7 separate regions of the Homo sapiens genome follow, and regions 1, 2, 3, 5, 6 and 7 are each linked to region 4. The links are chromatin loops, found by intact Hi-C in ENCODE. Cell type or tissue: IMR-90. All regions are shown on one strand.

Region 1 (4,000 bases), 340 kb after region 4:
CAGTACTTTGGGAGGCTGAGACGGGCAGATTGCTTGAGCTCAGGAGTTCCAGACGAGCCTGGGCAACATGGCAAAACCCCATCTCTACAAAAAATACAAAACAAAAAAAAAAAAAAGCAGGGCATGCTGGCATATGCCTGTAGTCCCAGCTGCTTGGGAGGCTGAGGTGGAAGGATAACTTGAGCCTGGGAAGTGGAGGCTGCAAAGCGGAGATCATGCCACTGCACTCCAGCCTGGGTGACAGAGTAAGACCCTGTCTCAAAAATAAATAAATAAATAAATAAATAAAGTGACTTATGAGACCAATTGATGTACATTAATATGGTTTAAAACCATTATTAGGATTAATAAAATTTTGAGTTGTCTTCAAATCTGTATTTAAATTATTAATTTTTTCTGGTACATATTGAGTTAGTAAAAATAGAAACCCCCCTTTATAAATAACTACGTTGTTCAGAATAGCACATGTAAGCAGAACATTTATTTCTTTATTTCGATAGAGTTCCATTTCCTGTTGAAAAGTAAAACCCAAGAAAAAGAACATCCAGCTTAAACTATGTAATACTTTAAAAAGTAAGAGTTCAGATGTAAAGTTTCAATAATGAAAAAGTTCTTTTCTAATGAGATAGTTTCAGAAATACTTAATTTAATCCAAAAAAAATGACTTTTAAAAATTCTCCACACTTCTTGGAACTGCATGCATAAACCTCAGCAATTGCAGCAAGTATTCATTTTAGTTTTCATTGATGAAACAACTTTTCAAAAGATGTTCCATCCCATTGATCTTGCACATGGAGATCATTTAAACCCCGCTTTGGAAAATTTTCCTAATGATGCTTGTCAATATTTTCCTGATGGCAATGCTAGAAATTTCACATTTTGCCACCACTTTCATCTGCAGGTGACAGATGCACACATCCATTATGTGGTCCAATAAAAGAGAATCATTTTCATCTGTCAACTCGGTAATCCAATTTCAGCAAACCTAAGCTGTGCTAGTGCAGTGTGTTGGATCCAAGTGTGATCCTTGCACTAGCAGCAGCACAACCTGGACACTTGTTAGAAATGCAGATTCTCAGGCCCCACCCAGATTTACTGAGTCAGGAATTCTGACGGGGTCAAACCCAACAATCTGTTTTGGCAAGCCCTCCAGCTGAGGCTGATGCCCAAGTTCAAGGACCACCATGCTAAGATGTCTGGGTGCATGCAGGGAGCAATGAAAATGCTATGGAGACTGAGACCTGGTGCTCCTGGTATTCATGTCATAGAGGTGATTTTAATTTGGGAGGTTTTCAAACATGGTGAGAGCACCTTCAATTTCTTAGGACAACAGAGAGGTAACATGGCAATGCAACTTGGGTCCAATGCCCGGGAAAGTGCTGGCAGCCTTTGCAAGTGAATTCTGCACACTTGTCATTTTTAGCTTATCTGGAAATCTATATATGCCACCTGAGCTTTCAGCCCACAACATAAAGGCCTGACTTTATATCTGATGAATCCCTCTTCTCTGCAAAACCTGTATGTTTTCTTCCAGGAGAGTACATTGCCACAAGTGTATGCTGCATTGTTTTTCATGTTCTTTCTCTGTGTGTTTGAGTGTGTGTCTATCTCCCCCTTCTGATGCATACATAAGTGACTGGACACGTAGCCTTGACCCGAGCTTGTGTGTGTGACTTCACATGGTAGGAATGTCTGTGAAGTGAGGGAGTTGGACTGGAGACTCCCAAAGGTCCTCCCTGCTTGGAAATGCTACAAGTCCACATGCCCTACACGATTGTACTTGTCTTTCTTTGTTCACTGTAATTTAGCATATTAATTAGATAAAATCAATTCAAATACTCCATTCGAAATGCTCTCAGAATTAAAAGCTCCTTATGAAATTGCCTACTTTGCTCCTAACATGCAATGTCTTTATTTCTAATTTCATTGCTCGCTTGTGTATGATTACATTACACTTATCAAATAGAGAAACTTATTTGAAAACACTTGCATAAATAAGTAGCATGGGATTTTTTTCTCCTTCCAAAGGAGCTTAATTTATATGGACTATAGAAATGCCCTGTCATAAGTGGCCGTATGCTATATGCTCTTAATTTTGCATGTCCATATGAAGCTGTATGTGTGCATATACAGAGAAATGTGATTATGTCCTGGATATCTTGTTCATTTCATTTCTTAAGGTGGTGTCATGTCACCAAGAAAATTAGTGATAGATTCACATCACAGAGTAGAATTCTATTCATTAGATATTTTTTGCAAAGTGCAGCTTCTTTTCTTGCTTCCTCATAAGTTGTGAGCATGTGGGCGGGCAAGCACAGGAAAGCATTTAGCAACAGAAAACAGAAGCAAACTGTCTCCTTTCCACCAGTTTCCCCACCTCAATTTTGTTCTCATATTTCTTTACTTCAGTGGGCCATCTCTGACATTCTAAACTTTCTGGAACTCTTTCTCAGTTCCCCGGGCTGTTCTTCATATGCCTCTGTTTCTCTGAAGGCTATAAAGAGATGTGCTCACAACAGGCTCCCAGGAGTCCATGGGGAAATTGTTGACATTCTTTCCCGCTGAACTAGGTTGGCTCGCTCCACATTTCTTAGTTCATTTGGAATTCCACAGCTGCCACCTGAGCTTTTATGCTGTCGATAACGACCCCTGGCTTGGGGGGTGGTGAGATTCTGTTTTAGTCATGCTGTAGTCTGCCTTTTACCAAATGTCTTTGCCATGAAGTAGGGGGTAAATCTGTTCTTTTTCTTATGCTTCTCGAGGAATGACAGATAACTCCCTTTGCTACATGAAAGCATCATCTGACATTTAATTTGTTTGGTTTTTACAATTCATTTTTCCATTCTCATTGCCAGGTTAGTTACTATCTCCCATCAGCAACTCTTGAACAACAACAAAAAAAAAATCTATATACGGGAAAATGAAAATGTTTCAATATTCTTCAGTTTTTCTACTTTTGTTACTGTTCTAGAGAGGGAGGTAGATTTTTGTTTTCTGCAATCTTCTCCGTGAATCACTTTTACTTCTCTATGTCTTAACAGGGGACATATTTGAATTTGGACTTTGCTTATTTTTCCAAAGCATCTCTGTTTAAATCATCAATCTACAAACAAACTTCAACCACAGTCCAACTTATAACTAGCTAAATAGGATTTACACTAACGTTTTCTTGCTTATCCCCTTATATCAATGTCACTGTAGGATTACTTTTTCAAACTTTTCCTGCAAGTTCTCTGGAGTTGGACTGTTGGTATGAGCAACAGCCTGGTAAAAATCACATATCTTAGAATCAAACTTATACGAAAACATATTTTAAGGGTAATATAAAACCCAACATTTTCATATGTTTAGTGACAACTTTGAATTTAGCTACCTAGCAAAACAATAAAAATAAGAATTATGTTTAATATATTTTGCAACTAAATAATTACTGTTTTTCAATAACGAGACTTTTCACTTGAGGTAATGTGAACTTTCCAAGGGAAATGTTCCCTAGACCCTAGACTGATCATGGAGATTGCAGGGCCATAGAAAATGGCCCTCTGGTCCCACACACCCGGCTAATCGCATCACCATCATACAGTGCACCTCGCTCACTCGGGAAATGAAAACAAGATAAAGCAGGAGGGAAGGCTTAATTGATCTCAGTCTCTCTCTGTTTGGGAAGTGTTTATTTTAAAAGATAAAATTTCATTTCAGGGGGTCTTACGAGATAAAATTCAAATAGAAAAATTGTCTTCATTGCTTCAACAGTTATGTTAAGGTTATTTACAACAGCATTTTTTTCCCATAAAATATAGCAGAGTACATTTTTCAGTGAGAAAAGCTAACATTTGAACCCACAACGTCTGAAGGTATTCTGTACGTTTTATCTCTGGTGGCAGCTGATGTACCAGCAGGCTGACAGATGACAAAAAAAACAAAAAACAAAAAACAAAAAAAAACTCTCTTGTCTATTCTTTTCTAATAAGACAATTCAGTGGAAATAAGAGAACTCACC
Region 2 (4,000 bases), 480 kb after region 4:
TCCCCACATGGCAAGCCACCCATTGTCCCTACACACAAGAAGAACAAATAGTTCATTCTTGAGCTGGGGGAAAAATCAGATTCTCTAGGCAAAATTGCCTACTAGACATATTTTGTGTTTTTAACATCCTGATAACTTTAGAAAAAAAACTCTAAGGGAAGAAGGTGCATGATGTATTTCTGATCTACTAAAACAAAGTAAGTCACGTAGCTGCTAAATTCTTGCAAGGCCAGGATGCTGCTGTTTCAAGGAAGCCGTGAATCTGTTTGGTTAGCCCGTTCTGCATTCTTTAGATTGGAATTAAAATGCCCAAGGACATCTGGCTTAATAATGAAAGTCTTCGTATTAATCTTTCCTCTGAGGATTAGAAAGTCCTTTACAAACACGATCTATTTATTCTCTGCCACATCCCCAGGAGAGAATGAGGTGGCAATTTGATCCTCATTGAACAAATGGTGAGACGAAGGCAGAGAAAGGTTAAGTATAAAGAGACACAGCAAGTTAGGGGCAAGTCTGGGGATGAATACTCACCCACCCAGAAAGACTACCTGTGCAGGTTTAGGATCTCAAATGGCATTCTAGGGATTAAAACAGAATCTCTCTTACGACATTCTTTTTCTTATCATTCTGTAACTGGCAAGTATATTGTGTCCCAAGTATGTTGTATGGTTTCCTTCATTTGAAAGTCCAGACTCTTAACAGTTCAAAAGGCAGTTCTGTTCTCATTTCTCCCAACATTGAGATCAGGCAGCTTTTATGAAATCTAATAGAAAGATACAGTAACTAACTGGAATTTTAAATATGCATCTGAGAAATGTTCCCTTTCAACAGATGTTTTAAGTTTTTGCACATGGTTTATAGAGCTCAGTGTCTTCAACATATGTTAAAATTTTAATTTCTTCTCTGCTATCTCTCTTTCAGCAAATGTTATAATCATAAGACTTGCTGTCAGTTTAAAGATCCTTGTTGGTCATTTTGAAATAATTTTTTTGAGTCATGTTTTTAGTTCGCTTGGCTGTAGACCGCATAGGCTACAAGCAAATCCGTTAATTGGTAGTTGCATGTTATCCACAGACATTCCAGCAAGTTTTAAGGCTAAGTGCATATGTGGATGTCTCCTGGCTTTGATCGTTTGTGTGGTAAATAGACATCCAAGGTAGCTATGGCAACCTGGGCTGTGCGTTGGTGAAAGGAGGGGATTTAGTTACTGGACAAAGAGTAATTTGTTTGATTAGAAAAAGGTAGGGGCAAATCAGGACATTTTTAACCCACATGATTTGAGGATCCCAGTTCAATCAAATCATTTGGATTTTTCTCAATAGGCAAAAAGAAGTAATGGCTAAGCGCACCAGAGTATCTTGCAGACGTAATTTAATTATTTTTAAACAAGTGGTTGCTACTTTCCAAAAGCAATTTATACAATGAAAAGGAAGTACAATATATCATATAAATATCATCAATATCCCTATTGTACTAAGTATGAACGTTTTTATTTTCAGAACTTGATGGGACTTTGAAAGACCAGGATCTGATTAGAGGTGTGCATTTCAGTTATCTACCTGCAGGGGTCAGGCTTGAAGTTCCCGTGGTCGGAAGATCAGGCAGCGGACTTCACTGCAGGGAGCCCGAGGCAGAGTCAGAGAGAATTGCTCTGCTTATTTGGAACAATTAGTTAGCGATTCTTTAATCTTGTGACCAAAGCTACTATGAAAATGAGTTCATTCAAGGAAGAGAATATCAAATACGCTGTGATTAAAGAAAGGGCGATAAAGCCAGGTCAAACAGCAATCTAATCTCCGTTTACATGTAAGGCAGTTTATCGGGAAGATTCTGGCTCATTATCAATTCCTTTGATTTCACACAAAAGTGAGCTCAGCGGTTTTGTTCTAGAAATTTGTTTGCCCAGTTTTATGAGCTGGCATGTTATAAAAATTTCTTTAAACTAAAAAGGACACAATATTAGGGAGCCATCTGGATCCGAAATATTTTTCCCCCTCTGGAGGAAAATATTCCATTGACACAAGATCAGGATGGTTAATGGCCTCCAGGAGGTCAGGTGATAGTAGGAGCACAGAAAATTGAGGCGCAGAACAAAATGCCAAGAGGGGACTTTCCTGAAAAAACAAACCAGACCAAAGAAAATAACTTACCTGCTTTGCGCTATGAAAGAGAGGTTCTGAGTAAACATGGAAGAGGTGCTGATCATTTGTAGTACAAGTGGATGTTGAAGGTCTTATATTCAGTCCAGTGTTTATGATGAATATAATATAAAGGCTGTCCTTCCTTTCTTATATCATTCAATGACATTTACTGAGCACTCACAGAATTAATATATTCTGCCACATTATACGTGATTATTAATGTGCCAGGGCACTTTCTGGGTTCCAAATATGACTTTGGTAAGGCCCCTGCCCTCAAAGAACTTTTGATCTGGTGTACAATTTATTGTACCAGTAGCATAATGTAGGTTTTTCCATGGTCAAAATGGATGCTCATTAATATCTATATTTGTATGGGTAGGGATCCACTTGAAAAACTGATGGTATCCAAAACCTTACTGAACTTAGGAGACTTGAGAAGTGATTTGTAATTGTGAAATTTAGTTGATTTTTAGCCCACATGTCCATTTGTAGAAATTTATGACTTCTTACATAAAGCAGATTTCTCATAATTATTAAATAGTAATTTATTTTTCTCAATAGAGAAAAGTAACTCATAGGTAGTCCCCAATCTAGGAATACTTTATGTTTTAGGAGTTTGTTGTTTGAAACCCAGAGCATTTTCCAGCGAAAAATAATCAATCTGATTAATGTGAGATCAAGTTCTGTGTTTTGAGGACATGCCACTGTGTTATACAGGATGGAAACAGAAGGAGAAAGAATTGGCATACTTTTGGTAATAGGCCAGTCATGGCAATATTTGAAATAGGAAGTTCGTACTAGTTTTCACCTTTCTTTCTCCATCCTTCTGATGTCTTCTGGTCTCACTGGGGCATCTCCCCCAGGCCTGTCCTAATATATAGTGAATTCATAATTGTTCATCTTCCCACCCTTCCCTTCCCCACCTCCAAACCACTCTCCTGTTTCCTTTAGTCAATGGTCTCTACCACATGGCAGGAAAGAAGTAATATGGGTGAGCCAAAGCTCATGACTCTTATCCCTTTAACCCTTAGGATGAATCTTTAATTGGGGAAATTTCAAGCAGTGGAGCCTGGAGCTACAAAACACATGATTTTCCTTTCAGGGACAATATTTGGGGGCAGGGCCATGCCTTTGGCAGACAGAACTTGCTGGTGTGTCTGCCCGTGGGTCAGACCTCTTCATTTGTTCTTTCTCAGCAACCTGCCTGAACTTCTGGACCCACTAGGGTCTTTGTGAGTAACAGCCAGGGAGCCACAGGCCCCCAGTTGAGAGGGAATTATGGCGTTTGTGGGTTTGGGTTGTTTGTAAGTATGCTCTTTGTATGCTGAGCACTGTCTACTTGGATTAGAATAAATGGAAAGAAAATAGCTGTAGCATCCTCTTATCCACACGAGTATTTGAGTTGGTGTATATATTTCTACTCGTTTGTCTGCTTATCTTGGAACTGAGTTACTCCAGAGCAAGAGTCACATATTAATTACCTTTGAATCCCCAGACCCAAGCCCAGTGTCTGGCACACAATAAGAATCATTAAGTGTTCTACAGGCACATGCTGGGTGAATTTTAGTAAAAAAGAGAATGGAAAATGCTCCTTAAAATCCGAAGGGATATGAAGAAGAAAGGGCATTAGAAAGGTCCGGGAAACAGCAAGGACTAAATAGATCAGTAGTAGAGAAAATTAGCATAGGTTATGATTACTGAACTATATGTATATGGTTTTATATATATATAGTCCATTTATATACACATAGTCTCTCTCTGTCTGTCTGTCTGTCTGTCTGTCTCTCTCTCTCTCTCTCTCTCTCTCTCTCTCTCTCTATATATATATATATATATATATATATATATATATATTCCTT
Region 3 (4,000 bases), 460 kb after region 4:
GGATGTGTCTCCCAGTTAGGCTACTTGGGGGTCAGGGACCCACTTGAGGAGGCAGTCTGTCTGTTCTCAGATCTCAAACTCCATGCTGGGAGAAGCACTACTCTCTTCAAAGCTGTCAGACAGGGACATTTAAGTCTGCAGAAGTTTCTGCTGCCTTTTGTTCAGCTATGCCCTGACCCCAGAGGTGGAGTCTACAGAGGCAGGCAGGCCTCCTTGAGCTGCAGTGGGCTCCACCCAGTTTGAGCTTCCTGGCAGCTTTGTTCACCTTCTCAAGCCTCAGCAATGGCGGACGCCCCTCCCTCCACCTCGCTGCCACCTTGCAGTTCGATCTCAGATTGCTGTGCTAGCAGTGAGCCAGGCTCTGTGGGTGTGGGACCCTCCGAGCCATGCGCAGGATATAATCTCCTGGTGTGCCGTTTGCTAAGGCCATTGGAAAAGCACAGTATTAGGGTGGGAGTGTCCCGATTTTCCAGTTGCTGTCTGTCACGGCTTCCCTTTTCTAGGAAAGGGAATTCCCCAACCCCTTGTGCTTCCCAGGTGAGGCAACGCCCTGCCCTGCTCTGTGGGCTGCACCCACTGTCTGACAAGCCCCAATGAGATGAACCTGGTACCTCAGTTGGAATATGCTGGGAGCTGCAGACTGGAGCTGTTCCTATTCAGCCATCTTGGATGACAAGGCCAATATCCTACTGTTATTAAACTTTTCTTCTGCCAGAGAACTTTGTCCATCTTTTCCCACTTCCCGAGTGTATTTGCCGACATTACTCTCTGTACTTTTTTTAAAAAAGAAACTCTTGATTTTGGAACATTTTAAGATTTACAGAAAGTTGCAAAGGTAGTACAGAGAGTTCCTGCATGCCTTTCCCCCAGCCTCCCCTGTTATGAACATCTTACCTAATGGTGGCACATTTGTCCAGACTAAGAAGTTCATCTGTACATTACTATTAATTCCTTGTACTTCCAAATAGCTGCTGTCTCTTTTTCAGGCATTAATTAGGAGCCCAGATAATTCTAATGTTGATATTTGATTGAACCAGGATACTTCCTTGTGAATAAGAAGTGGGCTCTATAAATTCAACATTGTACACACAAGTTATCATAGGTCTTTCTTTCTTTCTTTTTTTTTTTTTTAGATGGAGTCTTGCTCTGTCACCCAGGCTGGAGTACAGTGGTGCAATCTCGGCTCACTCCAACCTCTGCCTCCTGGGTTCAAGCGATTGTCCTGCCTCAGCTTCCTGAGTAGCTGGGATTACAGGCGTGCACCACCATGCCTGGCTAATTTTTGTATTTTTAGTAGAGATGGAGTTTCACCATGTTGGTCAGGCTGGTCTTGAACTCCTGATACCATAGATCTTTTGTAGGGTCCATGTGGTCCTAACAAAATTCCATCACCTCTGGCAGGCCCAGAGAACTGCTGGTTAATTACTAAAAAAAAAAATACATAAAGCAGACTCCTATTGAAACCAATTTAAAATATGTGTTTGAGTATTCACAAACTTACCCTCACTGTGTTTGAAACCTTCAAGTTTTTTTTGGTGAACACAGAATATCTGTTTTTGAACAAAACATTCTAACCTGATGTGTAAATGTGATATGCTCATAGAAAGGGAGCTGAAGATTGCAGCACTCTTTTGGACATGATATTTGATACAAGTTAGATTATAAGACTCAAGATTTTGAAAAGGGCCCCTTGGAAACTTCCCAGATGAGATGGTTCAATGGGGAACATACCAGATGGAATGTATAGGCCTCTGTCCTAAACAGATGTTGTACAGCTGGGAAAGCTGTGACAAGAAAATGCACCCCAAATGCTTCTGATGGACAGATCTCTGTGCACACATGCACACACACACACACACACACACACAGCGTTTTAAGAATCAAAATATTCAGATTGCTTAAAAATTAGAATTTCAGGTGTCAGTCACCAGTGGTGTATATATATATATATATATATATATATATATATCCCCATTGTTGGAATGGCCCAGTTTGTCAGCATCAAATCCATAGTCCATCTGTGATTGCCCTTGAAACTGATGAATTCACTTCAATTCCAACCTAATCAATTCTGAACTAGTGCCTTGAAGTCATTTAAATAGTAACTTCCTTTGCACAAAATCTTAAGACCGTGGAGAGTGGAGGTCAAGAGAACACTAGTAAGGTGGCCTCTGACTTCTTGAGCTTTTGACATTCAGCCACCAGAGGCTGCTCTGAGACCATTATCCTCTTTTCACTCCGGGTCCAAATCCCAACGGTGAAACCTGTAAGGACTGATTTTGTTTCCATTGCTTTGAATTTTCCTTCCTCAATGCAGTTCCCTGGAGGTCTGCTGTTTGGAGAAGATGATTAATTATAGTTAAAGAGGAACAGCTGAAAGAAGAAAAAAACTACAGATTACTGTTTTGCCCTCCTCTCTATTTTTAAACTCTTAATCTTGTTCTGTTTCTTTTAAATAAAAGAAAATTGGTCAGGGTGGAAAGAGAAAGTGCTTTCTTACTGGCACTGGCTAATTTTTCTTCATTTTTCCCCTCTGTGTTGCTGGATTTTCAAAGAACATTTCTGAAGGGTTTTAAATCTTTATTCCACAATACTTACTTCCACATGGTTTCTATTCTTCCAGATTTTGCCAGCATTTTATAGTTGCTTTCATGCTGTTCCCTCTGTTTTATGTTTTTAAATCTTTGCCTTTCTCCTTTCTCTCTATCTAACAAAGCAAATCCAAAATTAAATGGAATATCTATAGTTAGGTAAGAAGGATTAAAAATGGTTTTGTTGCCTCTAACATATTTTGTAGTCTGGGACAACTAAGCACTGATTTAAATTGTTAACTGAAGAATGAAACCAGTTTCTTCATGTGACATTGCTTTCAATCTTCACGAGTGAAGACATGACTGTGACAGACAATGACCAGCCTGTCAAAAATAAGTGTTTTTATGTTATTGTTACATACACCACCCTAATTATTATACTTCCATATTTATGAAAGTAAGTTACTATGTAAAGAACTTAAGTTCTAAAGCCATGGCAAATACTAAATTAATAGTTTTGCAGCAGACAAAGTAATCAATGTGTAAATGACCTGGAGAATTTCAGCATGACAATTCTTTCATTCTAGACTTATTCTTTTTTTTTCTTAGTAAAATTCCATGTCTGATTGGAAAAGGTATAATTTAAATGTATGCATTCTTATAGAAGGCATATAGAAAACATGCTCATTTTCTACAGATTACAGAAAAATCAATTGAGTTGCAAGGAAAATGAATACTTATTTTATTAATTTCTATTTGCAGTAAAAGATGGAAATGTAAAGATTTCCTTTTGCTCTGAAAAGGAATTCTTGAGATACCATGAAACATTCCTAAGTGGTATCATATTCATAGAGTGGAACTATCATTAGAAGCATTTGAAATGTTTGGTATTTCACCTCAAGTGTAATCATAATGGTAAAGATTCTTAATATTGGTGACTAAAGTAGGATACATGTGGGTTTATATTTTCAGGTAGAATACTGGCAGCTACAGTATGTCAACTGGAGCATATTTCACCAAATGCCTTGACAAAGATGGAATGACAATGAAATTGCTAGATCTCTTCTCTGGGGCAGGTTATGCTTTTCAACTTGCCCCTACTAAGGAGAGTACCAGAAGCCATTTGCCCATGAGTAATACCTTATTAAACCATCATGATTTAATGTGGCATATTTTTCTCTCAATTTGCATGCCTGACAGTCGACTTCCTGAATATCACATTCGAGCTGAGCCACAGAAGAAAAATAGACCCACTGAAGTAGCATTAGGTCAGCTTCGCGGGATGCATTAGCAACCTGTCTGAACAAAGACGGGGGACTCAGGCGCAGAAAATCATAACGTGGCCCCAGGCCCTGGGAGGTGGCCCCATTGCCTTGCAAATGTATCGCATGACTCATTATTAAACACACCAAGAACAGACGAATTCCAGGCGAGTGAAGCATCCACTGATTCAATTGCAGTTAGGTGGG
Region 4 (4,000 bases):
CCTAATTTTTGTGGAAAAGTGTCTAGTGTCTATCCATTAAGCATTTTGCGAACTTTTAGATTGGCATAAAGTTTTTTGTCATGTTTAAGAAGTATCCATATATCTCTATTTTGTTATGAGTGTTTTACAAAATCAGCAAGTAATTTAGTGAATGGGTTTTCATAGAAGATGATAAAGGGGCAGAGTTTCCCCTCTAGGTCAATGTAAACTGAGCCAGCACAAGCAGAGAGAGGAGTCCAGAGGCAGAAGTGACCATAGGAGCCTAAGTCCCTGAGGAGTAACATATAACTCAGGGAAACTTGATATTCCATGGACCATGGACTGGGAGATTCAAGTGAATAAGACCTTGGGGTCCAGGAGATGGGGAGGCCAGGCCTAACTGACAGAGGCTTATACTTTAAGGGTGAATTTATTAAACAAATATTATACAAAATACAATGAGCTGATAATAAAACATTCTTTGTTCTTAAATTTATATATGTGTGCTTGTGTGTACTAATACTGAGGCCCTTAAACCACTAAGATTTAGGATTCTTAAACAAAACAGATTAGGTAAAGTTTGCCTTCCAAAGCCAAGGGGAGAGGGGTGGCCAGGGAAGGAGAATGTTCTGGCTGGAAAGGAGACAAATTCTGAGTAAAGGAAGCTGAAGGACAAACACTTCTACTCAGGATTTAGCATTGGCAGGACTGTTTGGTGTGTAGGAATTTAGAACTGGGTCAGTATTATTTAAAGGACTACAAACCTGGTTTTAAATTTAAAAGGGGTGTGGGGGTGGAGCATGGCAGGTGGTGAACCAAAGGAATTTACTATGATCTGAAAAATAAGCTTAAGTACTAACTCCACTGTGGGCAGGGAGGCAAGAACCTTCCCTTTTTTGAGTTGAAGATAAGCCTCTTCAGTCTAAACTTTCCTAAATTCCACTTCTTCTTTTTCTATAAAACAAGGTGAAGTACTTTATGCTAGCTATCAAAAATCATTGACTGTATGTTGCATGAATTTATGAATTTATTATGCTAGAAAAGTGTTTCTTGGCTACTTCATATGTATATAAGCTTTCTCCCTCAACACAGTTTCTGCTTTTTATTTTTGGAATCTCACATAGCCTATATCTTGTTTTCAGAGTAGATACTATCACTGTGGGTGGCTGAGTTCTCATCTATATGCAACCAAGGCTAACTGGCTCTCTAGGTTACCTTGATGCCACCCACTGAGAGTCCTTTCTGGATTTAGTGATTTAGTGCTGCTTATTTTCACCTTCTCTCAGGATGGAGCCTCAGAATAGAGACCAGGTTGAAAATCAGTCTTTTACTTAGAACCATGAAAGCAGATACTACATCTTATCCGTCTATGACCTGGTGACCCAGAAGCCATTAATTTGACATTACCAACATACCTCCACACAAAGACTTTATAATCTTCAGTGTGAGAATTAAACAAACAAACAAACAAAAACTTAAAACAACTTTGGAGGGGAGAACGATAACCTAAATTTTAAGCATAAGAAAATCCCTAACAAAAAGATCCAACTAATTGCCACTGGGGGGCGATGGAAGTTCGTGAACTGCTCTGCTAATCCCTGAGGCAACTGAGCACTTTAGTTGGTTTATTTATTCAAAGCTGGAATTTGGACGTGTGACCCATCAAGCTCAGGGAAATTCCTGGATGAGGAACACAGTCCTGGGAGAAACCTACCAAAGATGGAATTAGCACCTTGGCGAACCGCCTTCAGCGCAAAGAACTTTCTTTCCTTGTGTGTCTTAAGAATTTACTTCAGTTCCCTTCTGTCTGAAGCAGAGGAAGCCAAGTTAAACTGTGAATAAGCACGACAACAAAGAAGAGTTCTTATTTATCACTACCTGCAAACACATGTAAGTGCACAGTTTAAACAGCATTCAGACATCTCACAGCCACTAGGATCAGAGTTTTGGTGTGAGTAGGCCTCAGTTGGTAACTTTCCTGAGGAAAGGAGGGAGGTTATAGAATTTATGTTAGGAAATTCTGAGTCATAGATAACACTTTAAGTGACAGTTAAGGAATCTAGTGAGAGGGACTTTGGACAGGTTTAGAAAAGTACCCTATGGAAACAAAGGAGGAAAAAAAAAGTATCTTCACTGCAAGAGTAATATTGCAGCCACTTGGTGGCGTGTTGTGGGCTTTATTTCTCCTTCCAGATTCCCTCGGTGGTGTCTGGAACCACTGGTAGGATAGGGGTCCTGGCACCAGACTTTGGCCAGCCCAGTCATCAGGCAATATCAATGTTAGGGGTCCCGTTGCTACTTCTACTTGGTCTTTTTTCCCTTCCCAAGATTGCCAATAAAGTGTCATCAGCAGCCGGGTGTGGTGGCTCATGCCCGCAATCCCAGCACTTTGGGAGGCTGAGGTGGGCAGATCACCTGAGGTCAGGAGTTCAAGATCAGCCTGGGCAAAATGGTGAAATCCCATCTCTACTAAAAAAAAAAAAAAAAAAATTAGCCAGGCGTGGTGGCATGCACCTGTAATCCCAGCTACTCGGGAGGCTGAGGTAGGAGACTCGCTTGAACCCAGGAGGTGGAGGTTGCAGTGAGCTGAGATAGCACCTCTGTACTCCAGCCTGGGTGACAGAGCGAGACTCCATCTCAAAAAAAAAAGTGTCATCAGCACAAGAATTTGTCCTGCTTCCACTCCAGGAAGGGCCAAAGGGGACAAAGAGATATGGAACTTAAAAAGCAAGTCTAGAATGCACTTTTGTGCATAAGACATAAATATATCCATGAAATCATGTTGCATCCCCTGTGTAACAGGCTCTCCATTTCAAAAGCCCTCCAACTTGGCATAGGGATGACCTAAGGGCTCTAAGATTGCAGCTAAGATAAGGACCCATGGATCCCAATGCTCAGTGCCCTATGTCCTCTGGAAGTTGCTGACACATGTTTCTGAGGGACACTCAGAAAACCTGGAAGCATGTTATATTAGTGAGCACATTTTGGATTTTGAGTGAGAAGTCCAGCTTGAGTTAACTTAAGCAGAAAAAGAAATTTTGGGATCACACTCTTAGGAAGTCTGGGGTGGGTAAAGCCTCAGGAAGGGCTGGATCCAGTCATTCTGCCTCTATCTCTTGGCCTGATGCCACTTAGTTTGAAGGCCTCTCTCCTAACTTCTTTAACATTTGGGGGAATTTGCTCTGACTGGGTCACATTCTTTCCCCTGAATCAATTACTGTGTCTGGGGAGGTGAGGCAATATGATTGGCTAGGTCTGGTGTGTTGTGATTGACAGCCCACCTGGGACCACCTGAAATGGGGGAGAGGATGTTCCTCAGAGGAAATGATGCTGAACAGACAAAAGCAGCATGAATCTCCAGGCAAATCATTTGTCTGTATGGACAGGAAGATCAACAAGCTGGAAACAGGAAGTAATCCATTAGCCAATAGTAAAATTAATCCCAATTGCTGTTTTGCTTCCTTAGATTCTAACATAGGCCTAATGAAAAAGCTCTGGATTCTTGTGTAAATAATTTGGGAAATGCCTCTACTAATTCAAAGAGGATCTTGGAACTGTTTTCTATTGACAAATGTCCATAAAGAGGAACCTGAGTTGTATTCACTTGCTTCTTTTATTCCTACAATAAGGAAAGCACCAGGAGTTCAATATTGAATGCTGAAATGAAAAGGAAACATTCTGTTTAATAATGAAAAGTACCAACAATTGCATTTGGGGCTAAAAGTCCCAAAATTATCCCTAGAAACCTCTTAAGGTCTACATATTATTTGCAAGGCTCCCTAATGCAAATGATCTGCTTTCTAAGTCAATCTTAGTCATATAAAACACATGCCGCAACATAAAACATAAACCAAAACAAAATAAAATTTCAAGAAACCGAGGGCCAAAAATAGCTATAGTCAACTGCTGATAAGGTGTGAATGGAAACCATGGGACATTCTGGTCTGAATGACAATTGTTCTTGATCTTCGAGGCTGAGAGGATTGTAGGAAGCCATTGTGCAGATGGGATGACTTACCTA
Region 5 (4,000 bases), 250 kb after region 4:
TGAATTGTAGGGTGACTTTTAAGAATTTGGGACGGGGGCGAGACACGTCTAGGGAACAGTAAAAAGGGGAGCACTCTTAGGGTATTGTTTCTTCCCTGCTCTATTTTGGCAGCTTTTCTCTCTGTCTGCTTGTGTCAGAATTATCTGCCTTTCTAATATAAAATTTACTCTGGGTACTTACATTTCTGCCACCTGGTAGGCAGATGTAGTGGAGTTCTGTCCCTAGGAAATGTTCTCAGTACATCACCAATTTTAAATTGAGACCTGGGACACTTGATTTAAAGCGAGATATTTCTTCTGGTTAAAATATCGTGAGCCAACAATCTAAGCTAAGAATTTTTTATAGAGAGGAACAAATATTTGCCAGCCCTCTAATATAGTTTAGCTGTGAGGCTTAATAACACAGGCAAGTTGGGGTGGCAAGAAGGAAGCTTTTGCGTCAACTGCTGATCAACACATCCTCTCAGTCGTGTCACATGCTATTCCTGTACCCTTCAGAGTCATCCATGGAGCACCTGAGAAAATTCCTTATTTATGAAAGTTGTTTTAAGTTCTACTTTCAATGTTTTGTATTGAAAACAGTCATATTCTGTTGCCCTTTAAATAAAGAAAACTGAGAGATGACATATTAAACTTAATAGAGCCTCATTTTCTTTCTTATCCTTTTAATTCCTTATAAGTCTTCAAATTGCATTGTTTTCTTTGACAATAACAAGACATATTTTTAGCCAAGGCACTTGGGAATCAAATGAGCAAACTGAATTCCGTACCTCCTGATAGAGCACTGAGTTGAATGCAAGCTAAAATTGGATTACTGGATTGTTATTAAGAGAAAAGAATTAAGAGGCAGATGGGAGCCAACCCAGATTTCTCATGCTGGGTTTGAAGACCTTGAAGCTTGAAATAACACATCTTGGTTCCAAATAAACCTATTAGGAAATTACCAAGAGTAGATAAGCATAGAATGTTATGTTGAGAGGACTTTGTCGACAACAACATTTGAAAATTTGGACACAGGAACTTACAGAAACTTGAATCACGGTGAGGAAGCACTTGAGAGTGACTTGGAGAACTCTTCTTTTTGTGTAGAGGCATAATTACTTATATTCCTTTGTTTAAATAATGACTACCCATTTACAGCATAATGCATTTACTTTATGGAATTTCAGACATGATTTAACTAACAGGGAGCATCAGTGAAAATATATTTTTGGTAGCAAATTCAGGAGTAGACTCTATTTGTTTCAAAGGATAAGAGAGGTTCTTCATTTTAACTCTAGGCTGAAACACTAATCTTTAGTGTTTGTAATTAACTGCTTTTCTTAAACAGTAGGGTGTTTGTGGAAGCCTAATTTTTCCTGAGGAAAAATGATTGATTCCTATAGTAATGAAAATAAAACGTAAATATTGCTGCAAATTTTATGGAGATCTTAATGAAATATTATTAAAACTTCATCTAAGTATAGATAAAAGAGATTGTTTACTTGAGAAATTCTGTTGAGAAAGAAGACACATGTAAACATGTATGCTCGTCAGATTATTTTTTAATAGCTGTCAGATGTCAGCAAAGTGAAATGCATGAAGTTTAATATCTGTTCCTGTCTAAATAATTTTAAAAGTAGCCTATATAAGAGCACATTCTTTTTGAAGTAACTCTGCTAGATCCCAAGAGAGTTTAGGGAGCATTGAACTTTAAACTTTAGTTATTCTGATGGAGGAAAACAGTTCTAGCCACGTGGCCAGAATTTAAACTGGATGGAGAAATTGGACGAAGTCGTTGGTTAGTTTCAGGATACCTTCTAAAGAAGAGGCCAAGAGCCAACTAAGAATCAAAAGGAAAGTCAACATCCTGAATCTCACCGAGATAAAAGTTGAAAGCTGCAACGGAGTCCAGATCGTGGGTTACAGCTCCTTGCTGAAGGCCCTGATCTCTCAAATGTGCTCCTGCATTATCTACACTAGTGGTTCTACACTAGGGGCGATTGGGCCCCCCAGGGGACACGTGGCAATGAATGGAGACGTTTTTAGTTGTCACAATTAAGGCAGAGACTACTGGCATCTAGTGGATAGAGGTCAGGGATGCTGCTCAGCAAGGAATGATCCCGCTCCAAATGTCAATAATGCCAAGGTTGAGAAATCCTGTTACATAGCCAAGAGCATGAGGGGCTTGTGATATGACATCAGTATAACGAAATTCTAGAAATGTAACCAAAGTGTTGTTTAGAAAATTAAAAGTCAAGTCAAGACCTCATTATTGTACCCCCTAAACTGGGAAATATGCAACCATGACCCATACAGAATTTAATTCATAATATCAACCAAACTGCCAAGATTTTTATCATCAGTTAACTGATGTGACATTGTATAAATTAACAATCACCTCATATGTGTGGAAAATGGTGTTGTGTGATTTATCTTGTTTTAGTTTTACTCGAGAAAATCCATGGTATATGCTTCATAGCCTTAATTATCATACAGGTTTAATAATGTGCATTCTTATATCAGTAATTCATTCATTTGTTCATTCGTTCATTCAGTAAATAAGTTAACATTAATTGAATACCAGCTAAGAAAATTTTCTGCCTAAGTCCTATTTTTACCAAATTTTTTATAGCTGGTTTAGAAGATGATATTCCAAAGCTTCATATATATATGTATATATATATATATGCATGCCAAGTTAAAGATATTTTTTAACTATATAAAAAACCTTAAGAACTGTACTTTAAAATATTATTGTACATATTGCATAAATCCCACAGACTCTGAATTTGTTGTATGAGATGGCATGTATTTTTTTAAAAGCAGACATGTCAAATACAGCATTATAATGAATTCTAGAAATAATTATTAATATTGTTTTATAAACCACAGCACAACCTCATCTTATACAGTCTGTTGGCTTTTTCTATTTGCATGATGTGGAAGGTGTATATTTCTAGCCCTTTGCAAAACATTTCAAATATGTACTGAAATTATTAAGAAGCTACCCTGAAAGAAGTTAACATCTAGAACTTCGAGAAGGCCAACTTTCATAGATTTGTGAAGCCAGAATAGGTTTCCACCTCTGTCACTGGCTTTGTGTGCTTGGCCAAGTCAATATATCCTCCTTGAAAACTGTTCCTTATACACACACACATGCACACAAATACAAAGTTTAAATCCTATTCAATGCATACACATCTACATACATATATGGTTTACATTCTATTAAATGCACATACACAAGTATGTATAAACATTGTTGACAGTATTTATTATATGCATACAGCACACACATAAATATATATGGTTTAAATTCCCTTCAACTCTCATGCACTTATGGCTTAAAGTCTATTCATTATACATACATATGTATACATGGTTTAAATACTGTTCAATGCACATGTATATTTCTATATGTTTTTAAATCTATTCATTATACACACACGCACACACAACTTAATAGTATTGCCTTTGGAATTAGACTTGCCTCCTAATTCCAGTTCTCTCCACATATTAGCTGTGTGGAAGCTTACTACTCTGAGATTCATTTTTCTCATCAGCGCATGTCAACATAATCCGGATACCTTACCCCAGACATTTAAATAAAAGTACATAAAACATGATGTATGATGAGCACAGGGCCTCACACATATTAAATGACATTTTTTCCCTTTTAAAAACGAAAGTGTTGGGGTTTTGCAAAAGACAGGCTGGTACCTTAACGGCACAGGTTAGTGTATTAATGTAGAAATAAGACAATGTCTGAGTAGTCCCTGAACTCTCAAGTGGAAGCCAGCGTTCCACTACAGGATGTCTAAAAAGCGTAACCAAACTATGCTTGGACCAGGCTGGCATCAGGACAAAGACTCTCTAGTCTAGTGGGGTGGGGCACAGGTTGTCAGCAGGTGGTCATTATTTCAATTTAGATTGGTGGGAGTGTGGCAATTCAGGGCAGGCCATCCCCTTAGAATCAGTGTCTGAGTCAGAATAGTGGGCCTGGCCTGTCATACAGACT
Region 6 (4,000 bases), 380 kb after region 4:
AAGTGCTGTTTTCTTCTGTATTCCAATGACATAATTGTCCCTCTTTGCAGGGAAATGTGCAGTGCTACAGTTTTGGAGTTCAGACCCATTGTTCTGAACTAATAACTATAAGGCTAGAGCATAATGGAACAACACCTTTAGAAAGCTAATACCCCCACAGGTTTCATCTGACATCTTGAACGAGGTTTGCAGAGAGACACACAAATTGAACCTGTCCCCAATTTTTAAAAATTCGCCCTCATTCTTTAGAATCTAAAGTATTGCAGAATACATTGTACAAATCAATCCCCAAACAAATGGTTTTCTCCATGTTGAGTAAAAGAGCATTGGAATCCTATGATTAAAACCTCAAAATCAACCAAGGTAACTAAGATAAAACAGTAAAACCACAAGGTGGGCCAGATGGCAAAAAGGAAAAGCTCATCTATTTATTTTATTTATCTTTCTATTTTTCCAAAGAGAAATAAGTACTTAAAAATCTACTTGAAAGTCCCAGCTCAAGTGACACCCCATCCAAGAGGCATTTAGAGTTTTTTCCGGTTGGGAAAGATCTTGCCCTCATCCTCTAAACTACAGAGAATCCAGGTCTCTTTTATTGAATTACTATAGTCAGCTGCATATGCTATAATCAATTCTCATCATTCCCATACATGTCTTCTCTCCTTTCTTAGATTATAAGCTCCTTCAAGATGAACATCATACTTTAGATAGACATCACTGGCTTCCCTGGAAAACCCAGCATCTTACTCTGACAACACTCAAAAACAACATGCTGAGGCCCAATGGCTCACACCCATAATTCCAACACTTTGGGAGGCTGAGGCAGATAGATCATTTGAGCCCAGGAGTTTGAGACCAGCCTGGGCAACAAGGTGAAATCCCGTCTCTACAAAATACAAAAAATTACCGGGTGTGGTGGTGCGTGCCTATAGCCCCAGCTACTCGGGAAGCTGAGGTGGCTGATGCTTGAACCCGGTAGGTTGAGGCTGCAGTGAGCCGAGATAATACCACTGCACTCCAGCCTGGGCAACAGAGAGAGACCCTGTCTCAACAAAATAAATGAATAACAATAAACAGATGTTTCCCTAATATCTTACAGAGTAAGATGCCACTGAAGATGGTCCAGCCAACAGTATGCTTTTGACTAGAAGTGCAATTAGCATGCAATACATGGCTACAGTCTCCTTTTACTGCCCTTTAGTTATTTTTTAGCTACTTTAAGTTACAGATGGTTTAAATATTTCGGCTGCGGATCCAGAACTGGTAAATGAAGTAAGAAACTACATCTTTAGCTGGGCGCGGTGGCTCACGCCTGTAATCCCAGCACTTTGGGAGGTCGAGGCAGGCGGATCACGAGGTCAGGAGATCGAGACCACGGTGAAACCACGTCTCTACTAAAAATACAAAAAAATTAGCCGGGCGCGGTGGCGGGCGCCTGTAGTCCCAGCTACTCCGGAGGCTGAGGCAGGAGAATGGCGTGAACCCGGGAGGCGGAGCTTGCAGTGAGCGGAGATCGCGCCACTGCACTCCAGCCTGGGCGGCAGAGCGAGACTCCGTCTCAAAAATAAGAAACTACACCTTTAGTGAAATAGTGCAGTTTTCCTGAACTTCCTGAAATGACATTTTAAAAATCGATATTTGGCCTTACTATGCATTTCTAAGGAGCCAAGGCATGTCAGTGTGGTGTGTACTTTTTGTGACAAATTCCTTTTATGATTCTTAATAGCAAAATTACAGAATGTCATATGGGGGCTCAGCCTCATAGCATCTTTCATTCTTGAGTGAGGCTTGTTTATGCAAGTCTGCAAGAGGGGAGCTCTACAAAAGGAAAATGGGAAGGCAAAGTCGGCCCTGGAAAAATTCAGCCGCTGGAAATGTGGTCTTGTCCAGATAGTGAGAAAATAATTGTCTCCAGGTTTGATGAAGGGTTTATAGCGCTAACATTTTAGGATGAAATACAGCTGGTTTCAGATTCCACTGTCAACTCAGAATCAAGCTAATTTCATGTGGTTTGGGGTTTTGTAACTACTTTTTTGCAGAGTACTTCTCGGAACTTTTTGTTCCAGAAACACCCTTGACATCCCTCCACCAGCACCTAAAATTACTTCAGGCCCAGTAGAAAACTCACTGGGTAGCATTACTGACTCTTCCCAGCAGAGGGCACCATTATACCTCCATCGGTACTGGACGTACCCATAACTTCAGCAAAGAGGTTCTTTAAATTCTCAACCATGAGACACAACCTCTCTGATAAGAAAAAATAGTAATAATAACAAACCTAGCAAGAAAAAGATACTTAAACTTTCTAGAGGCAGCAGCTTCTGCAGTTCCGACCGGGGCTCCCAATGTCAGCAATTGCAAGAGAGGATTCTGCCCGGAAACTTAAATTTCAGGACATGATTTGGCTTGGGTTTCTGATGGCCTCGTCTCCCTTTGTTCTTGGCCATTTCCTGAGCTAGTTCTTCAGTCATCTCAGAAATTTCTGCTGATATCATAAACACACACATCCATAAACTAGTCTGTGATAAAATACATTTCAATTTTCCTCTTGAAGGCCGATATTCATTAACCCAGCAATTTAAATGACGGGATGTTTCTCAACCAGGGAAGGTATTTTTTGTAGCTTTCATCACTGGTTTGGTTGGGGAGAAACGATTGACTAATTCCTATTTGTCTTAGATTTTTGCTTTCCCCCACTGGAATGGCCATTTTTGCCCTTGGGGACTATTTAAAGTTGTAATATCTCTAGATGATTTATAACAAGTAAGTAGCCAGCATTGCTAAATATCCAGGCACATCTCATATCCTTAGATGCATTTTTGAGACTCAAATTTCAATAATTTGCCGTGTCTTTATAATATCAACATGCACACCAGTAGAATAAGGTAGTGGGGGAGATTGTTTTACACAGAAAAAGAAAATGTTAGAACTAGAAGAAGCTTTAGAGAAATTTATGTCTCCTGTCTCCCAACCTCTGGATAAGTAGCATCATCTATTAAGTGATTTTTTTTTTTGCAGCCATATGCTTGCTTTTAAAATTATACTTAGCATAGGATAACATAAAAATGCTTTTTCTAATCACACATTCATTCAGAGATATAAGGAGATGGCCAAAGAACTATGTTGGTGGCAGTTTGGAAATATTTCTACACATAATCTCCCAAAAAGCAAGCCTGTACCCTGCAGAAGAAGGTCGTCTTCTTCTTTCTTTTCTTCTCTTTTTGTAGTGACAGTAATCTTGCTATGTTGCCCAGCCTGGTCTTAAACTCCTGGCCTCAAGCGATCTTCCCACCTCAGCCTCTCAAATATCTGGGATTATAGGCACAAGCCACCATGCTTGGCTGTATTCTTTATTGAGTGCAAAACTAATGATTTAGCTTTAATTTTCAGAAAGTTTTTTTTTTTTTTTTAGATTTAAATCCCTTTTGCCCGAGAAAACAATTATTGGTTTTTGCTAGCATCATTTGTTAAGGAAGTTTTTTGCCCCCACAATCCTCACATTCCAGATTGTACTGTAGGTGGGAGAAATTTGATTCTGTGTTTTCGGCACAGAATGACCATAGAAAATACTTATTGATAGTTGAATGTTACTGAAACATTAGCAAAGAATGCTGTGTCTTTAGATCTGATAAGTGAGAAACCCACAAAATTACACTTTATATGAATTTATCTGAGTTTGCAACATCCAAACCTCTTAAATCTGTTATTCCTCAGCTTCTTTGGTCCTTTGGAATCCAAAGGACCCAAAGGATACAGTATTGTATTAATTACTCTTTAATTCACACTAGAGAAAGTTGACCTCTAGTTCTGATTACATACAGAGAAATATATCTATTCACATACACACATATGTATGGAAAATATTCTGTTTAACACAAGAAAACCCCTTAACACCCAACTTCATTTTTCTTTATTTATTTTTCTTTTTTTTATTATACTTTAAGTTTTAGGGTACATATGCACCACGGGCAGGTTTGTTACATATGTATACATGTGCCAT
Region 7 (4,000 bases), 330 kb after region 4:
CATATAAATACCAATTTGAGGGGATGCAAAAATAGTTTTCCATATGAGAAGTTTATACTTCTCTTTTGCCAGACTTTTAGCATTTTTAGGATTCTTCTGCCTACTCTTAATTTACCTTATTTTGAGAAACTATATATTAGTCACTAAAATACAACATTCCACTTAAAACAATTAAACCTACAATAGGTAGACTCAGTGAATTTGGCTTCTTGCAACATTTGCTTTTGTCCAATTGGCTTCCTTGCCTGAAAGCTAGGTAGAAATCCTACTCTAAGGCTTTCAAGTATAAAAAGAATCTTTTTTTTTTTTTTTTCTTGAGACAGAGTCTCTCTCTCACCCAGCTGGAGTGCAGTGGCTCGATCTCGGCTCACTGCAAGCTCCGCCTCCCGGGTTCACGCCATTCTCCTGCCTCAGCCTCCCGAGTAGCTGGGATTACAGGCGCCCGCCACCACGCCCGGCTAATTTTTTTGTATTTTTAGTAGAGACAGGGTTTCACCGTGTTAGCCAGGATGGTCTCGACCTCCTGACCTCGTGATCCACCCGCCTCAGCCTCCCAAAGTGCTGGGATTTACAGGCGTGAGCCACCGCACCCAGCCAAGTATAAAAAGAATCTTAAGGAAGATAGTTCTGAGCCACTTTCCACAATTTTAAGAACAGATAAAAATAAATAGCTAATTATAATAAAATGAAGAATTTAGAGGAGCTGTGCAGATTAATTTCCCTCATAAGGAACACGAATATGAGGCACATGATTGATGAAAGGGACATTTCTCCTGGGTCTTAAAACTAATGGACTACCTACGTAAACACTAGCCTGTGATGAGTTTAGTCAGAAAACTATAACATATTTTTCAATAGGTGATCTTCCAATGAATAGATAAACTTTTGCATGCCTTCTTAAGATGGTAAAATTAGTTCCCTGGTATATACACTGGACTCACCTTCTGCATTGCATCACCTCTCTGAGATTTGCCCAATTTGGGGTCCAAAGTGCAAATGACCTCAGTCCCCTCCCAGAACAAAGGACTCAACAACTTGGCATCCCTCTGAAACACAGAGTGAGGAGCCAGTGAGTGAAGCCATTGTGTGAAGCAGGTCCTCAAAGACTAATTCAATTTGAAGAAAGAAAATTAAAAACAGGATAGAGTGTTACATGAATGGGATCAACCTTAAGATCCTTCTTCATAAGCCAAATCTCACTGTTTTTAGTGTGTTCTCCACATTAATTCATGTAGCAGTGGCAACGTGCAGTTTGCAGTCTGAGGGAAGAGATGAGGGCGGACCCTGGCTGACATGTTGCCATAGAGATGACATTTGAGCTTCTTTGGAGTGGCGAATCTGATTAGTCAGTTCAGCGTTTCCCCTCATTTCACTTCATTACACAGGAAAAGAAACTCCTAAAAAGACTGTTTCATGTGTATTTGTATTTGATTAAAATATAAATATTTTTCCTGCCAATTCATGGAGGGAAATGGCAGGACAGTCAAAAGCTCAGCAGTATCATCTCAGCTAAGAGCTTACACAAAAATCCGTTTGCCCTGATGCCACAATGAATTGAAACATGAAACCAACAAGTAGAAACAAACAGCATACTTCATGCTAGAGTAGTCGTCACTCAATTATCCTTGCCTCCTTCTGTCCAGGCGGTATGAAGCCTCGGTGCAGGATTCAAAGTCTCCAGATATTTGCCTTGATTTGTTGGCCAGCTTTAGTTAATCTTTTTATTGAAAAGAACAGGAGTGGGAAAAGAAAATGAGGGAGTTAAACGTAATCTTTGTTTGCTTAGAAATGTGTTTGTTGATGGCCAAGCCAAATTGAAGGTATTTTTCAGTTCTTGTGTGCTTCTTTGAAGAAAAGAAAGAAAAAAATGGGTCCCAGTGGAAATGGGAAATGCTTTCTCATAGAAGGAGCTTTGCCATCTCTGTGTTTCCGAGGGCATACAACAGTCTCAAGGCACAGAGGAAAGAGTGAGGACAGAGCTTGCTTCTCCCATGTCTCCCATCTAATGCCTTTGTTTGGTGGCCCTGATTGAATAACACGTATTAGTAAACAGCCAGTAGATGGCACTATATGGTTTACTGCCACATAGAGAGCCTACTGGGCTTTTTTTTTTGTTTGGGGTTTTTTTGTTTTGTTTTTTGTTTTGTTTTAAGGCGGTAGGATAAAGAGGGTTTAGCTCTTATTTTCAGCTTACTAGCCTAAGAGCTATCTGACTATCAATTCTGGCTGTTATAAAGTGCCATCATGGGTTATTTGGATACATTTTCTAAATAGGCAGAGCAGGAAAGAAAAAAGTAAAGTAATATGCCTCTTTTAACAATTGCATGTCATGATATTGTGTAGCATAGTCTTGGTATCATTTTCAAGTTTTTGTAAACGATAGAAAATTAGACAAAAAAAGTAGATTCCACACTTTCATGTCCCCTCCTACATGTGTGCACACCCATTCACACATCACTGTTGGACAGTTCTCAGAAGTTTGTTGTCTCCATATACTTTGTTTTGTGGCACCCCATTACTCATTTGCTCAAACAGAAAAGGAATTCATGGAGGTTTGGAGCCGTTGTTATATAAAAACTGGCAAATATGGTGGAATATACCCTAAGAAACTAACAGAAGGGGAAGAATATATAAATAACCCTGCCGGAAATGTCCTCCAAAGTTTATGCCCTGGATGGAGAGTTAACACTGCCCCCAAGGACCAGTCCTGGCCATTTCACCACTGGGGAAAGTGTTCTTTCTCTAAAAGTGAGGAGGAGAGTGAGGGTCCTTTCAGAACTAATATTCTTGTATTCTGTTGAATGGTAACTGAGCCCCCATTGTTTTATCTGCCCAGAGCCATAAAGTCCTTTGTCCTAGAGGTAAATGAGGCATGCAGAGTTGGCTCCAGAAATCATGTGACTTTGGAACCAGTGACACAAGATGATAAGATAGGGACTGATTCTATATCCTCAGCATCCTACTGCACATTGAAAGTGACACGCCCTTCTGACACATCACCTTTGTTTAATGAGAACATTATTTCTTGATTGCCAAAAGACAAATTTAGCTGTTATTCATAATTTTTTAAATGTCTAAGACTGGCATTCTTATTTTCTTGTTCTTTTTTTTTATTTAGAAAGGGCTATTTACAGTTATATAGCCTTTAAATCTACATTAATTTATTATGATTATAAAATCAAGATTTTCCTCAAGCTTTTAAGTTCAACTTAAAAAAAAGTTTCATTTTTCTGCTTATATTAATAATACCAGTATCTTTTATATATAATAAAAACAACTCGTTTCACAGAGGGTTTTGATTAGAGTTAAATTTGAACTGAACAATTTAAATTCAAACAATTGCTCTCATTTATAAACTTAATTAGCAAAAATTCTTTATACATGTTAGTGTACATTTATAAAGTCAATATATTCAGTTTTCTGTTTAACCATTCAAGTATCTGTCTAGCTGGGCAAACGTACAACCCACACAAGCAAATTCTTTCTAGAAACGTAAACAACTTTTATAAATCTAATAAATACATTGATTTATTCAATAAATATGTATACTTAATTTCATTACTATTTAAACATTAAATATTTCAATTTATTACCATTAAAACTCTTAAATATTTAGATTTTGCCATTTAAACTTTTAAGTCTTCTAGCTTATTAAATGTTTTAAATATTCATACTTATTGAGAGAATTGAAAGGTCACTTAAAGAGTCCAGTATTATTTACCAAACAGTAAAATCCTGTTATATTTTTCAACTTACAATCACAAGCCTAAAATCAATTTCACATTTAAAATTGAAATCAAGGCCAGGCGCAGTGGCTCATGCCTGTAATCCCAGCACTTTGGGAGGCCGAGGCGGGTGGATCACGAGGTCACGAGATTGAGACCGTCCTGGCTAACATAGTGAAACCCCGTCTCTACTAAAAATACAAAAAATTAGCTGGGCGTGGTGGCGGGCACCTTTAGTCCCAGCTACTTGAGAGGTGAGGCAGGAGAATGGCATG

Evidence for each region. Peaks named below come from ENCODE experiments on the same cell type or tissue, not always from the same donor. Only the 100,000 strongest peaks of a DNase experiment are listed, where the experiment ranks them.
Region 1: it touches region 4 in a loop (13-fold over the local background); 7 of 110 quality-filtered maps call a loop at or near these places.
Region 2: it touches region 4 in a loop (5-fold over the local background); 10 of 110 quality-filtered maps call a loop at or near these places.
Region 3: it touches region 4 in a loop (11-fold over the local background); 15 of 110 quality-filtered maps call a loop at or near these places.
Region 5: a loop joins it to region 4, with 23 times the contacts of the local background. A loop is called at or near these places in 3 of 110 quality-filtered maps.
Region 6: a loop joins it to region 4, with 6 times the contacts of the local background. A loop is called at or near these places in 21 of 110 quality-filtered maps.
Region 7: it touches region 4 in a loop (11-fold over the local background); 7 of 110 quality-filtered maps call a loop at or near these places.

What each region holds. Positions count from the first base shown.
Region 1 is chrX:10,754,244-10,758,243 of GRCh38, reverse strand. It overlaps a transcript of MID1 not described here. Among named protein-coding and RNA genes, the nearest start is that of MID1, 140 kb to the right of the region's middle. In IMR-90, no CTCF peak of the experiment used is centred here; DNase peaks (open chromatin) are centred at 1,673 and 2,593; H3K4me3 peaks cover 296 bases; H3K27ac peaks cover 1,171 bases.
Region 2 is chrX:10,613,692-10,617,691 of GRCh38, reverse strand. All of the region lies in intron 1 of MID1 (midline 1), which reads left to right. Among named protein-coding and RNA genes, the nearest start is that of MID1, 4.9 kb to the left of the region's middle. In IMR-90, a CTCF peak has its summit at 1,565 (motif pointing right); no DNase peak of the experiment used is centred here; H3K27ac peaks cover 340 bases.
Region 3 is chrX:10,634,755-10,638,754 of GRCh38, reverse strand. It overlaps a transcript of MID1 not described here. Among named protein-coding and RNA genes, the nearest start is that of MID1, 16 kb to the right of the region's middle. RefSeq lists an enhancer at 3,388-4,000. In IMR-90, a CTCF peak has its summit at 2,204 (motif pointing right); DNase peaks (open chromatin) are centred at 2,224 and 3,964; H3K4me3 peaks cover 193 bases; H3K27ac peaks cover 288 bases.
Region 4 is chrX:11,098,500-11,102,499 of GRCh38, reverse strand. The region is part of intron 2 of HCCS-DT (HCCS divergent transcript); the gene reads left to right. Among named protein-coding and RNA genes, the nearest start is that of HCCS-DT, 11 kb to the left of the region's middle. In IMR-90, a CTCF peak has its summit at 1,545 (motif pointing right); a DNase peak (open chromatin) is centred at 1,619; H3K27ac peaks cover 657 bases.
Region 5 is chrX:10,852,877-10,856,876 of GRCh38, reverse strand. The region is part of intron 5 of HCCS-DT (HCCS divergent transcript); the gene reads left to right. Among named protein-coding and RNA genes, the nearest start is that of MID1, 230 kb to the right of the region's middle. In IMR-90, no CTCF peak of the experiment used is centred here; no DNase peak of the experiment used is centred here.
Region 6 is chrX:10,721,130-10,725,129 of GRCh38, reverse strand. It overlaps a transcript of MID1 not described here. Among named protein-coding and RNA genes, the nearest start is that of MID1, 100 kb to the right of the region's middle. RefSeq lists a silencer at 2,007-2,301. In IMR-90, a CTCF peak has its summit at 2,157 (motif pointing right); a DNase peak (open chromatin) is centred at 2,179.
Region 7 is chrX:10,767,419-10,771,418 of GRCh38, reverse strand. It overlaps a transcript of MID1 not described here. Among named protein-coding and RNA genes, the nearest start is that of MID1, 150 kb to the right of the region's middle. RefSeq lists a silencer at 2,037-2,086. In IMR-90, a CTCF peak has its summit at 2,053 (motif pointing right); a DNase peak (open chromatin) is centred at 1,328; H3K4me3 peaks cover 363 bases; H3K27ac peaks cover 718 bases.